Regions from separate parts of the Homo sapiens genome. Here all the other regions are linked to region 1. A link is a contact called in ENCODE Hi-C or POLR2A ChIA-PET data. All regions are on one chromosome and are shown on one strand. The core of a region is the stretch at or near the end of the contact, and the rest is flanking DNA. Distances in the headings are between cores, read along the strand shown. Region 1 has its middle 80 kb from the start of LINC00870. Region 2 has its middle 120 kb from the start of LINC00870. Region 3 overlaps LINC00870 (long intergenic non-protein coding RNA 870).

Region 1 (4,765 bases), core at 1,208-3,707:
CAATGGATTCACTGTAGATCAGGGTTTCTCAACCTCAGCATTATTAACATCTTTGCCAAATAATTCCTTGTTATGCAGAGCTGCCCTGTGCATTGTAGGATGTTGAGCAGCATCCCTGGACTCTACTCATGAGATGCTAGTAGCATACCACCCTGAACCGTGACAACCAAAAATGTCTCTAGACATTGCCAAATGTCCCCTGGGGAGCAGGTCACCCTCTCTCCCCCCGGTTGAAAACCACTGCCCTAGACCCATTCAGCTTCAGGGTTCTTGAGCCCCTAGTAATTCTTCTGCTGCATTAGCCTTGTTGGAGTCCACAAAGTCAGCTTAGAAGAGAAATAAATAATTATTACCACATGCTCTACAAAGAAGTCGCAACTAGGCCAAGTGCTCAGAGCTGTCACCAGAAAGTATGGAGCCCCAACGAGTCCCCCTGCATGCTCCTCATCCTCTGCCTCTCTTTCTCCATTAATCTAGGTGAAATCACATAGAAGCCTGGATTCAGAGGTAGAAGAATGAGGGCTGAAGCAGGGACGGTCTTTCCTTTCTGTCTAAATTCCATGAGGTGGCTGGGAGTTTGGGCTGTTTGTGTAAGAGTCTCAAGTCGTTTAGGTACAATCCACTGTTTGAGGCTGCAGAGTCAAATGCACCTGTCACCTATTCAAAACCTAGTTCTGCACTTGAATGTCAATGGGCAAGTTCTTTAATCCCTGTGAGCCTGAGTTCATATCTGTTAAGTGGGGATAACTCTTTCCTTATTGATGTTTTCTGGGTACTAGGGGAATAGTTGTAAATTGCAAAACACACACACACACACACACACACACATGCGCGCACACACACACACACACAAAGAGACACTCGCTAGATGAAAAGTTGGAAAACCATGGCCCACAGTCAGATCAGGCTCACCTAAGGTTGCCAGATTTACCAAATAAAATATTGGATTTGGCAACCCTACATGTTGGCCACCTGCCTTCATAAATGAAGTTTTATTGGATATTCCTATATCTGTTTACTTCTGTGTTGCCCACGGCTGTTCTTGCTACACAAGGCACAGTGCAGTAGACCATGCAGCCCTCAAGTCTCAACTCTTTAATATCTGGCCCTTTACAGGAAATATTTGCTAACCCCAGCACCACAGGGTCAGTGATGTTTATAACAGTGGTGTGATAGTGCCAGCTTTTAATGAGGCAGCGCCTCCTCTAAATGAGTAGGCAGCGTGGATATGATGGGACTCTGCACCCAGTCAGGTGTCCTCACTTCAAACCCTGGTTGTCCTGTGGAGCACTGGACAAGGCATTTAACCTTGTAGCACCTCAGTTTTCTCCTCTCTAAAATGCTGCACTATTGGAGTTGTCATAGGAAAGTAGAGTGCACTCAGGTTGATTGGTTGTTCTGGGTTTATCTGAAAAACCCAGAGAATCCTCTCATGGGGTCCTGGGAAAAACTGATCAATTAAATGCATATCAAAGGAACACCACAGTGCTAGGTACATGGTAAATACTTATCACATCCTAGCTTACTAAGGAAGTACGATAGCTATTTCTATTACTACCATTACTTCTATTACTACTATTATTACTACCTCTGCTAATCCTTCCCAGCATTATTTGAAGATTAAATGAGATATGAATATAAATGGTCTGGCCCTAGTAAATGCTCAATAAATGCCACTTTTGCTCCCTTCTCCTCTACCCATTTTCTTGGGTCACTGCCCCTCTGTCCACAGCAGGGTCTTGTGTGCCAGCCAGCCCTGGCAGCTTTGCATGAAGAGTGCAATCTGGCAGGCTCTCCCACTCAGAACACAACCCTGGTGCCAACTCCCTGGGCCTTGTCTCCCCCAGGAGTTTCTCATTGCCTCACTCCCTGCACAACAGCACCACTTCCTTCAGTAGCCTTGTCTCCTTCTTTCACTCTCTCAATCACATCTCAGTTCCCCAAGTCACACACTTACAAAATCAGGGGAAGGGAAGAACTCATTCCTGCATCTTGGCCCCTTTCCTGGGATCTGGCTGAGAATCTTGTGCATATGAGGTGCTGGCAGAACCCCATAGAAGATTAGTGTGCTAATGGCCTCATAAAAATGAAACATTTATGGAGAGGGCTTTATTTCACTTTACCTCAGTTCCCCTCTTTTAATGAGGCTGGCTGAACCGTGGGAAGCCTTGGGAGGCAGACAGACAACACAGTTTCCAGTTCCAGACTCTGGTTGTGAGGAGTGAGAAAGAAGTTGTGTTCCCCATCAGGGGGATTGCAGGGCAAGGGGCAGGAGCTGAGGAGCACCAGGGGACAGAGGGTTGGGGTCTCTGGGAGGACTTCATCCTTGACCAAGGACCCTTTATCTCCTCTGCAGAGTAGGAGTTCTTTCAAGAGAATAGCTAGAAGCGTTGGCCAGTCTGTCAGGCTCATGACTCATGTGCCCCTCACCAACAATAGGTCCTTTGACCCACAGTGGATTCGTCTCAGCCAGTGATGAACATGACCCTCACCGGCCTTGGCTTCTAATCCTCACATGAGATGAGCTCACGGCTTGGCCAGAAACACTGGACTAAGTTCTGGCAACACAAGGCTCTTGAGAGAAGCACCTTGTTGCTGCCCAGCCCTCTTCTCCTCTCTTCACCCCTTGGCCCCAAACTGCTTCCTCATCTCCTATCTGCCTCCTCTCCAAAATATAGCCTGGGTGGGTGGATCCCTGGCTTTGATATCAGGTAGATATGGGTTCAAATCCCACCTCTGCTGTCCAACCATGGACAAGCTCATCCTCCTCCCTGGGCGTCATTTCCTCATCTTTAAAATGGCAATGCGGCTGCTGATAACGCTGAAGACATAAAGCAACAGGACTGAGAGACACTCACAGCAAGCATTTGATAAACACGGGCTGTTTCACGATGGCAGGATGACAGGGCTTCAGTGTTGCCTCACCTCTGGGCTGGGACACTTACCAGGAGCTTAGCCTAAGGGACAGGATGAAGTCTTGGTAACGAGTGGTGCTTGAAGGATGTACTCAGGTTCCTCCCTACTATATGCCACTGTCTTCCCTCCTCTTTGCCTCTACTTTAGAATTTAACAGCCACAGACACTGATTGAACACGTGCATATGTGAGGAGCTGAGGCAGACTCGATGCCTGTCCTCCAGGCTCTCCCGGTCTTTCACCTGCCTGCTGAAATGCTGGCTGGGATCGGGAGTCTATCATATGCAAAGATCTAGCTGGACATGATGCATCCCTAAATCCTGCCCATGCTGCTGACCCTCCACTTCATGAGGCTCTGAGAAAGATGCCTTCTCAAGAACAGCAGGAAAATGTTGGCTAAAGCAGGCAGGGGCTCCACCCCTCAAAGCAAAGAATGCTGGTAAACTAGGTCATTGCCCATAGAGAACTGCTTCTTCCTAAGCGGCTGGGCCTAATTATTGTCAGGTCTGCAGCAGGGCCCCACCCCAGAGGCCCCCAGAGGCAGAAGCCCTAAGAGGCTTCCCCATCTCTGCCTAAGGCCATATCTGGAGCAGGGATCGAGGTGGAGTTGGTGGATCTGTGCCTCAGCTTCCTCACTGCTCCGTGCTGTGTCCTGTGCGGTGTCCCAGAGGTCCCCCATGGGATTGAGCCCATTGCCCCCAGCAGTCACCTGCTCATTAACTCACTCTGTATTGATTCCCTCCCTTCCCTCTTCACTTCCTCACTCCCTCACTGTGCCTGTTAGTGAAATGGGAGAAGTTCCCTTATCACCCTGGCAGGACATGTGCGACAGGGCTGTGGCTCTCTTCTTCAGTGCCCCACTGCTCAAACCCCTAGGGGGAGCATGCAGATGGGCAGGTCGTGGGGAGCGTTTTTGGGCTTTAACCCAACAGCAGCGTCTAGGGTTGTTTACAGCTCCCAAAGCCCCAATGGGTGGGTGTTAAAGTGCGCTCTTTCAGCTTTGCCCTCTGCAGGTGGCTCGTGTTAATCAGCTCAATTAGACCCTCTGCCTTATCACAAGGACAGAGGGCTTTCTGTATCCCAGGTCTTGCTCTAGTGTACCAGAAAAATCAGATCACATGTGGGCTTGGGGATGGGTGCAAGGTTTTATTGAGTGGTGGAAGTAGCTCTCAGCAGATGGATGGGGAGCCAGAAAGGGGATGGAGTGGGAAGGTGGTCTTCTCCTGGAGTTGGACCTCCCAGCAGTTAGACTTTCCTCCGACCACCCCCTGCTGAATTCCATGTCCTCCCGCCATCAATGGCCTGCCAGCATCTGCTGGTGTCTGTTAGTATGCTCTTCCGCTCCTCTGTTCCTCTCGACATCCAGTCACTTGTGTGTGTGTCCACTTAAGGTCTCTTGGGTTTATATGGGCACAGGATGGGGGGCGTGGCAGGCCATAGTGGTCTTGGAAAATGCAACATTTGGGCACCACAACAGGAGTGCTTGTCCTCATTATGTCCATGGGCACAGGCCTTTGGGTGGAGCCTTCACCAGCACCCTACCCTTCTCTACCCAGCACTTTCCTGCCCCCTCCTGTATCATTAGGATCACCTCCCACGTGAACTACTTGTACCCAAGCCCTTGCTGCAGGGTCTGTGGTTCATGCAGAGGCCACTCTTTAGAGAAGGGCCTTGTGGGGATATGGACAGCTGCAGCCTCAACTGTCAGCTCCTTCAGAGGCAGCCTCAGCTGCAGAGGTCCTGACCTGAGGTCCTGCTTCACCCAGGCAGCTCACACCTAGTCACTGTGTAAGGCAGGGTGTAAAGGCCAGGCCATTTCAGCCCAGCAAGGGGACAGTGACAGGCGATGC
Region 2 (4,333 bases), core at 1,664-4,163, 38 kb after region 1:
AAACAGGGGAGTAAATGAGCGTCAGTCCATTGAAGAGTGAGGCTCAGACCCTTATCTCCAACTCAGCTCCACAGTGCCATCCTCTAGCTCCTCAGCATCCCGTGACTATGGCCCCCAACACACACACACACACACACACACACACACACACACACACACACACACACACTGTCAACCCCAAGCAGACCCTTAGATGCTTCTTCCCCAGGGAGGCTGGCTGAGCCAAAAGCAAAGACCCAAGGAATTTGATATTTGGGGACTGTATTAGTCTTTTCTCATGCCGCTGATAAAGGCATACCTGAGACTGGGTAATTTATAAAGAAGAAGAGATTTAATGGACTCAGTTCCACATGGCTGGAGAGGCCTCACAATCATGGCGGAAGGTGAAAGCCACATCTTACATAGTGGCAGACAAACAGGGAATGAGAATCAAGCAAAAGGGGTTTCCCCTTATAAAACCATCAGATCTCATGAGATTTACTCCTACCATGAGAACACTATGGGGGAAACCACCCCCATGATTCAATTACCTCCCACCAGGTCCCTCCCACAACACGTGGGAATTATGGGAGCTACAATTCAAGGTGAGACTTGGGTGGGGACACAGCCAAACCATATCAGGGACTCTTTGGAAAAAATGCCCACCCACAGGTTTTTCAGACAACTGCATCCCCCTAGACATGTGAACAGTATTTCCACCTTCACAGAAACCAAAACAGACTAAAAGGGAGAAACAGAGAAGCAGAAGAAGGTTTTCAAAAACATCCTCCGGGCGGGTGTGGTGGCTCACGCCTATAATCCCAGCACTTTGGGAGGCCGAGGGGGGTGGATCACAAGGTCAAGACATCGAGACCATCCTGGCCAACATGGTGAAACCCCGTCTCTACTAAAAATACAAAAACAAGTTGGGTGTAGTGGTGTGCACCTGTAGCTACTCGGGAGGCTGAGGCAGGAGAATCACTTGAACCCGGGAGGCGGAGGTTGCAGTGAGCCGAGATTGCACCACTGCACTCCAACCTGGTGACAGAGCGAGACTCCGTCTCAAAAAAAAAAAAATTCCTCAGAAAGAAAAGATAACATATCCTTTAAACAAGAACAGGATACTCTCAGAGACTAATAGAACTGAGCAGGAGAGTCTGGAAATTAAAAACAAGTAGCTGCTGGGTGCAGTGGCTCACGCCTGTAATCCCAGCACTTTGGGAGGCTAAGGCAGGTGGATCACCTGAGATCAGGAGTTCAAGATCAGCCTGACCAACATGGTGAAACCCATCTCTACTAAAAATACAAAAATTAGTCAGGCTTGGTGGTGCAATCCTATAATCCCAGCTACTCGGGAGGCTGAGGCAAGAGAATCACTTGAACCTGGGAGGCGGAGGTTGCAGTGAGCCAAGATTTTGCCACTGCACTCCAGCCTGGGTGACAGAGCAAGACTCCGTCTCAAAAAAATAATAATAACAAAAATAAAAACAAGTAGGTAACCAAAGCAAGACAGCAATGGGGTTGTGCATTCCAGCCCCTGTTTCTTTGTTTCTTCCCCACTCCTGTTTAACAACTGCTCCTCCCAGTCTCCCTCTCAATGTTGTCATCAGTCACCCACTTACAAAGCCCTAGGAGAACGCTATGGGCCGAATTTTTCTCCAAAAATTCACACGGTGAAGTCTTAACTCCCAGTACTTCAGAATGTTTCTGTATTTAGACATAGGGTCTTTAAAGAGGTAGTAAGATTAAATGAGGTCAAATAAGTGGGCCCTAAAGCACGTGACTGTCCGCACTTGGAGATAGGGCCTTCAAAGTAGGGCAGGCCCTAATCCACCTAATCCAATCTGACCAGTGTCCTTATAAGAAAAGGAAAATTGAATGCAGGATGAGAAGGCAGGGGTGCATGCACACAGAGGGGAGATCATGTGAGGACACAGTGAGAAGGTGGCCGAATGCAAGCCAAGATGAGAGGCCTCAAAATGAAACCAAACCTGCAGGCACCTTACTTGGACTTCTGGCCTCCAGAATCATGAGAAATACATTTCTGTTGTGTCAGCCACCCAGTCTATGGCATTTTGTGATAGTAGCCCTAGCACACTAATACAGAGGACTGTATTGTTCAATTAAGGGTGAATTTTCTTGTTGCAGGAGTTGAGAAACAAACCAACCAATCAGAGAACTGACCCTGAAAGAGTAAATCTTTTCCCAGAGAACAGGACTCTCTAGGCATGAGTGAGATACAAATAGTCTTTTCTGCCTCCTCTTCTTCCCAAGAACTGATAAGGTTGAAAGAAAAGAACTCATCCAGGGAGAGAGGGAGTAAAGGATTCTGCTACAACAGCGACACACCAGCATCATCCTGGGAGACCACCTGCTGATGGCCCAGGCCCAGATGTGAGCTCTTCCCAGGCCTGGACACCCCTACTCCCACCTGCTCACCCTCACTAAGCCACAGGTTCTTTCCCATCTTATAACTGCTCCCTGGAACATTCGGCAGCCAGAGTTAGCTAATCCAATCAGTTTAAAGGCGTTTTGCATAAGCCTGATCATAACCCTCACCTGAGCAGTGTTAAAATAAGCAGGCTCCCTGGATCCTCCCCTGGAGATTCTGATTCAGTGGGTTATTTTGAACACATTGTCCAGAAAATTCCAGTGGAGGTGCATTCGGAAAACATTAGACTAATGCCGCTTAGCAGGATGGCCTCTTTTCTGGAACCAGGGCCTTTGAATGGTGGGGCTCTTTGAAACCCATGAGAGTGCCTCTGCAGCACTGCTCTCTGAGTGACCCTGATGTGTGACCCCTGACAGAGCCATTCAGATGAAGGCTAGCGTGGATATATGGTGACCTCCCTGGGCCAGCCTAAGCCACCCTCAGCAAGGACTAAGGAATGGAAATTCCAGGATGCTGGCTGTAGTCACATGGAAAGCAGTACTTTCTGACCATCAGAGCCACTGTGAAACAACAGAATGTGGCCCTTGGGAGGAAGGGAGTTCCCCATACTTGGAGAAACCCAATGATCAAAGGATGAGCTTTGTCAAAGGAAATTGTACCTTTTACTTGACTCAGATGCCCGATAGATGCTTCCTGGAAGGACAAGAGGGTTGTTTAGAGCCTCACTACTCAAAGTGCGGACCACAGGCCAGCAGCATGAGCCTCACTAGGAGCTTTTAAAGACCTCTAACATCAACTTCATGTCCTAAAATTCCAGCCACCTTGATTCAAGGTTAGGCCCTGGCATAAAGACCCTTAAAATCTCCCCAGTTTATTCTAATGTAAAGCCAGGATTAAAAGCCAGAGAGAGCCAGAGACCCCAAGGGTACCATCTAACTAAGATAACAAGAATCTCTGGCTGGGCTGGTGGGGAATAAACTTGTGAGAGAAGGGAAGAAACATTTGTGAAAAGCTGCAGTCTCTTTTTCACTTTCTTTTCTGCTTACTTCAGCAGGAATTTGTCTCCCAGCTGCCAAAAGCAAAATGACTCAGAGAAGTGACATGACCTGCTCAAGGTCACTCCGTGGATGATGCAAGACTAGCAGGCAAGAATATCTTTGGATTCCTGCTCCGGGGCGTGACGACATCCCGGGCCACTGGGGTGGGGCTGCAAAGTATTAAAAAAAAGGAAGAAGACAAGTTTCCCACCCCTAGATACAGCCTGGCAGTTAAAGCAAGTCAAAATCAAAGTACAGCAGACATAGACATTGTAATAAACTTGTCTTGAGTGCTTACGCGTATATGCTAACCACTGCATTTTCTTTATGTGTGTCACATCATTTCATCTCTGGAACAATCTCATGAGAGACTGTTAGGTCCTATTATTAACTCATGTTTTACTCATGAGGACACTGAGGCTCAGAGTGGTGCAGTAATTTGCCCAAGGTAGCACAGCTTGTAGGTATGATAGCAGAGCCGAGATGCAAACTCAAATTCAAGAACCCAAACACCTAAGCACCGTGGACCACTGCTCTTGCCTAAAAACAGGAAGCACAGAGTGAGGGGGACCTCTGTGAAGGCTGACAGACTTAGGAAAGGCTTCCTGGGGGAAGATGCCTTTCTCTGAGCTTGGCTAGAATGGGTCAAAAAAGAGTAGGTGTGCGGGGCAGAGGTGAGGCTGGGGATGGGGAGCAACAGGCATCAAAACTGAGTGCAATCTAGGATTTAAAATTCAGGTATTCATAGCTGGCATGGTGGCAGGTGCCTGTAATCCCAGCTACTCGGGAGCATGAGACATGACACCCACTGGAACAGAGGTTGCAGTGAGCCGAGATTACGCCACTGCCCTCCAGCCTGGGCAACAGAGGGAGACTCCGCCTCAAAAAAAAAATTAAAAATTAAACAAAATCCAGCTATTGGAGG
Region 3 (4,616 bases), core at 753-3,252, 57 kb before region 1:
TAGCAAGAGGTTGGAGGGCCGGAAGAGGAAAGAAACCAGAGTTTCTCTCCAACTCCTCTCTCTCTTTCTCTGCCTCAGATGGTCAAAATTTTAAGGAGACAGAATCCAACAGGGCTGGGATTAGGATGAAGTGAGTGAGGCTGAGCTGTGCAAATACGAGGTCAGATCCTGACCTTGTTCATCATGGAATTTTTGCATTAATGTTGATATTTTTTAAATATTGTGTTGAAATATTTATCTTGATTACTGAGCTTTTTGACATTTCCTTAGACTTTATCCCAAAGCAAGAGCCTTGCTTGTTTCACCCTGGTCCTGGCCTTGCCTTCCAGTGTGTCGGACACATTTACGCACAGAGAAAAATAGGCAATCCAAATGGTCCAACTCTATTGGATATTCTCTATGCTGCTTTCATTCACTCAATAATGTGTAGCTGAGCACTTTTCTGTGTCAATGAATATAGTTCCACATTATCCTGGGCTTGAAGGATGTGTTATCAAATATTTTACTAACCCCCCACTGATGCATCTAGCAGGATCTGTCCATGCCCTGCCCATATCTCTAACATTTCTATGTGCTCCAGCCAAACTCCACTGCCAGCTCTGCATTTCTGAGTGGAAAGTCTCGTTTCAGATCTGCAGAATGCCATGCTGCCTATCATTTCAGCAGGGGAAACTGCCATAGAATTAACATCTGCCAGGAATAGCTCTTGACCAATGACTAAGGGGGGACTGGTGTGTAAATACCCCAGCTCCCTTGCCCATTGGGTGGGACAACTCAGGTGTGTGCTGTACACTATATCCCAGAGCTCTCTCCATGGGTACAAGCTCCAGTTGCCCACAGTAGTGCTTGGCTTAATTACCTGCCTTGATTGGCTGCCTGTCCTTCTCCATATCACTTTTCCTTTCCCTCCTGGGGCTGTCTACAACCCCAACCCAGTAACAACTGCACTTGAATCTTTGTCTCAGGATCTGCTTCCGTTAAGATGGACATTCCGATTATTTTGAATTTTTCAGTGTTAACATGTTCACCACCCATATGGATTTTGGCATATTAATAGCTGCCACCCCCTCCTTTGGGGATGTGGTCCATACAAAGCAAGGGTAACAGAAGAAGGTAAAGTAGAGAAAAGAGACAGAAACTCTGAAATGCTACCATGCATCTCAGAGTTATGTCCTATAAAATGAGCCTTTTCAGTATGTGCTGTGGCATCAAAAGTGTTGAGAAGCATTGTTCTCACTGGTCAGGCTGTGCCTTCACCTCTGTAGCTCCAATGAGTGACACATAGTAGATAATGGATAAATATGTGTTGCATGAATAAAGGGAGGAGTAATTGGTTCATGCTCTGAGCCTCTGCCAAGCTGAGTATATGAGACCTTTTGATTTACCTGAGCAATTGAGCATCTGTGCCTCAGGACTCTCTAGTTCTACCATCAAGACAGAGAATGGTGTGATACTCAGGTTAACAAGGTGAGTCCAGGAGTGTTGCCCTGGAGGCATAAAACAGGGGCCCAGCCTTTGGAGATAAAGCATGCTCTGGTCCTAAATGGCAGCAGGAGAAGAATCTTCCCAAAGTGAGAGTCAGGCCACAATACCTCCCCTGGGAGGACGTCTGTGCCTGTGTATGTTGGAGAGAGAAGGAGCTTTTTCATCCCAAGTGAGTAGAGAGGTTACATCCTCTGACTGCTTCCCCCTCTCTCTGTCTTTCTCTCTCTCCTGCTGTGAAGGCCAAGTATGACTTCACAGAATCCCTAAGCTCCATAAATCAGTTCTAGATCCATCCCTTGCAGCTGTAATGAAAGCAGGATTTTAATAAAAACTGGATACTTCTACTGTTTCAATTGCTATCAGTTGACTCTAGAAGCATTTTTCTAAGATGAGGAAGGAAATCTAGTTATTCCAAGAGCCGACAAGGGAAGGCTGTAACTTTTCCGGAAATGTCCTCATAGAAGCCCTGGCTTTTGAGTACATAACACTCTCTCCCCCACCACCACCCAGCTGCCAACCCAGATCAAGGTTGACTTTGTTCACATAGTCTTTGTAAATGGCTTGTCCCAGACAGTGACCCATCTGATCATGTCTGAGCTACCCCACCTCTTTTCCCCTGTCTCCTCCCCACACTGAAGATTCCTGCTCTGTCCTGTAATTCCCTTGGAGAACAGATGCTCCCATTCCAGAACCACCGATACTGCTGGGAGTTTGTATTTCAAGGGACAGCAGCCCCTTTGGGAGGAGCCGAAATGGTGGTCAGCCTTCCACTGTCACTTTGAAAGGTATAACATTTTATTCCCTGAGTTTGTATGCCTCCATTTTGACTCATCTTCTCTTCATTTCTGTCAGCATATTTATCTGTACTTCTGTCCACAGTTAAATCTTTGCCCATAAGGAGTTCACCTTGGAAATGACAGCGTGACCTGACTTCACACTAAACATCCTAGACCATGCACACAGACGGTCCTTTTACCTGGGACTGATAAGGAAAGCCAAGCTTAGGATTTGTGTCATATGAAGGCTTATTCTCAGCAGCCTGGCTCCTTGATCTCGCCCAAAGGCAACTTTTTAGCTTCCCATAAATCATTCATTTATCTGCATTACATCATCTTTGCAGGACAACTGCATAGAAGTAACCTCCCAACCCAGCTGACCAATCTGCGCAGGTAGCAAGCGCTCCCTGCATAACTTCTTAGTGGCCTCCCTTCAGGATTGGTTCCCTACCCACTTGTATTAGTCAGCTATTACCAAAATAATGCTATGTAACAATCATCCTCAACATTTGGTGGCTTAAAATAACTATCGATTCTCTCCACTGACTGTACGGTTCAGCTAGCTCCAGGCTGAGGATCGACCTCAATCTGCTTCACTTGCTAACCAGAGTATACTCTTTTCATGGCGAATAGTGGGGATGCCAGAGACCAAGTTGAATTGCACACTTCAAGCCTCTGCTTATGTTGTAGTTGCTTCTGTTCATTGACTCAAGCAAGTCACAAGGACAAGCCTCAAGTTGGTGGGGCAGAGGAAGTATCCTCTTCCCTAAATGGGCAGGGAGAAGAGTGAACGTTTGCTGAACAATAAGATTATCAATCACACTACCCCTCTAGCCTCATCTTGAGCCCTCTACCCCTTAATTCCTGTTTAGCCAGTCAAAATGTACTGGGCAGTCTCTAGCCTCAGGACCTTTGCATATGCTGTTCTCTCTGCCTGGAAGTCTCTTTCTCTTCCTAGTCCTCAATTACTCCTTCTGATTCTTCAGATTTATGTCTCCTTACTTCCGCAGAGAATTCTGCCCTAATCCCAAGACCAGGTTGAGCCTACACTCTGTACCAGGCACTGCCCTTAGTCACTGCCCAGCTTCCAGGAAGCCGCTCCATTCATAGCACTCTGAGAAAGCTTCCCATTTTCATGCTTTTGCTCCCTCTATCTGTGATCTCCTGTCTTGTTGTTGTTGTTGTTGTTGTTGCTGTTGCTGTTGAGACAGTATCTTGTTCTGTTGCCCAGGCTGGAGTGCAGTGGCACAGTCATGGCTTACCATAGCCTCAACTTCCTGGGCTTATGATCCTCCCACCTCAGCCTCCTGGGTATCTGTGACTACAGGTGCATATCATCATTCCTGGCTCATTTTTGCATTTTTTATAGAGACGGTGTCTCACCACATTGTCCAGGCTGCTCTTGAATTTCTGGGCTCAAGCAATTCACCCACCTCAGCCTCCCAAAGTGCTGGGATTACAGGCATGAGCCACCGCGCCCGGCCCATCTGTCTTACCTTTATCCATTTGGCTCCTTTGTATAATTCATAGCTCAGCCTAAACATGACTTTCCCTGAGCACCTAAAGTAACACATTACACTCTGCATAACACTTAAACAATTGACTTTTTTTGTCTTAGTCATTGGATAGTTCCACCAGCAGGTATACCCCAGTAAAGAAAGTTCTTGTCTAATTTGCCCAACCCTGTATCACCAGAGCCTGGCACACTGCTTGGCCCATGGTAGGAACTCAAATCTTTTAAAAGCGAATTGCAAATTTGGTAGTAGTGCTTCAGCAGCCCTTGTGTCTGTGAGGCTGACCTCTGCAATGTCTGGGGTCAGATCCGTCCGTTTGCGGTCACACCTCTTTTCGTAAGACAGGCCCAAGTGGTTAGTTACCTGGCTCACCATGAATATGTGTTAAGCCTCTGAAAGGCGCTCTCAAGGTTGAGTTCCCACTGGCGCAGATGTCTGTGCAAGTGGTTAGGTGACCCAGTAAGAGAGGGGAAGTGAGACAAGGAAGGGAGAAAAAGCCCTACAGGGTGTGTCTGTGGGGAACTGGGGTCCGCAGCATGGGGAGTAAAACACACCTTAGCTATCCCCATGGAGGGGCACTGGACCTGGGGTGTGTGTCCACCAGGCATGGCTGAGGGCAGCTGGGGACTGGAGGGGTAACACCCTGGAACTTCTGGCCTGGCTTGTACCAGGGGCTGGGCTGGCTGGGGCAGCCAGAGAGGACCCTCAGGCAAAGCCAGCAGTTGTTGGAAACCGTTAGGGTGGGATCAGCCTGCCCAGGAGTGAGGGGCAGCTGCCACAGGCAGAGCCTGTTGGGATCTGTGACAGAGACCGGTGGAATGAATGAGCTGACATCAGGGAG

The links. Hi-C counts contacts between places; a loop is a spot of excess contacts on that map. ChIA-PET counts read pairs that join two places held with the same protein, here RNA polymerase II (POLR2A). Pooled maps may share reads with other maps.
Region 2: a map with no recorded cell type shows a loop between it and region 1 (7-fold over the local background). The contact joins two enhancer-like sites. A Hi-C loop is called at or near these places in 2 of 168 maps with a recorded cell type or tissue (dorsolateral prefrontal cortex and prostate gland) and 1 of 37 single-sample maps with no recorded cell type. POLR2A ChIA-PET finds 5 or more read pairs at or near these places in 1 of 52 experiments (naive thymus-derived CD4-positive, alpha-beta T cell).
Region 3: a loop to region 1 is called in a map of dorsolateral prefrontal cortex, with 4 times the contacts of the local background. The contact joins two enhancer-like sites. A Hi-C loop is called at or near these places in 8 of 168 maps with a recorded cell type or tissue (DLD1, aorta, ascending aorta and 3 more) and 8 of 50 pooled maps. POLR2A ChIA-PET finds 5 or more read pairs at or near these places in 4 of 52 experiments (B cell, MCF 10A, OCI-LY7 and 1 more).

The regions. Positions count from the first base shown.
Region 1 is chr3:72,229,159-72,233,923 of GRCh38, forward strand. No RefSeq gene overlaps it. Among named protein-coding and RNA genes, the nearest start is that of LINC00870, 80 kb to the left of the region's middle. Within about 2 kb of position 2,458, at least 2 of the 41 ENCODE cell types and tissues checked have a DNase peak (open chromatin) inside an H3K27ac peak, as active enhancers do.
Region 2 is chr3:72,266,703-72,271,035 of GRCh38, forward strand. No RefSeq gene overlaps it. Among named protein-coding and RNA genes, the nearest start is that of LINC00870, 120 kb to the left of the region's middle. RefSeq lists enhancers at 262-331, 2,306-3,505, 3,368-3,617. Within about 2 kb of position 2,914, at least 10 of the 41 ENCODE cell types and tissues checked have a DNase peak (open chromatin) inside an H3K27ac peak, as active enhancers do.
Region 3 is chr3:72,172,506-72,177,121 of GRCh38, forward strand. LINC00870 (long intergenic non-protein coding RNA 870) reads left to right here. Exons shown (of 3, transcript NR_038221.1): 3 at 1-1,834. Among named protein-coding and RNA genes, the nearest start is that of LINC00870, 24 kb to the left of the region's middle. RefSeq lists enhancers at 3,844-3,953, 4,544-4,616. Within about 2 kb of position 2,003, at least 2 of the 41 ENCODE cell types and tissues checked have a DNase peak (open chromatin) inside an H3K27ac peak, as active enhancers do.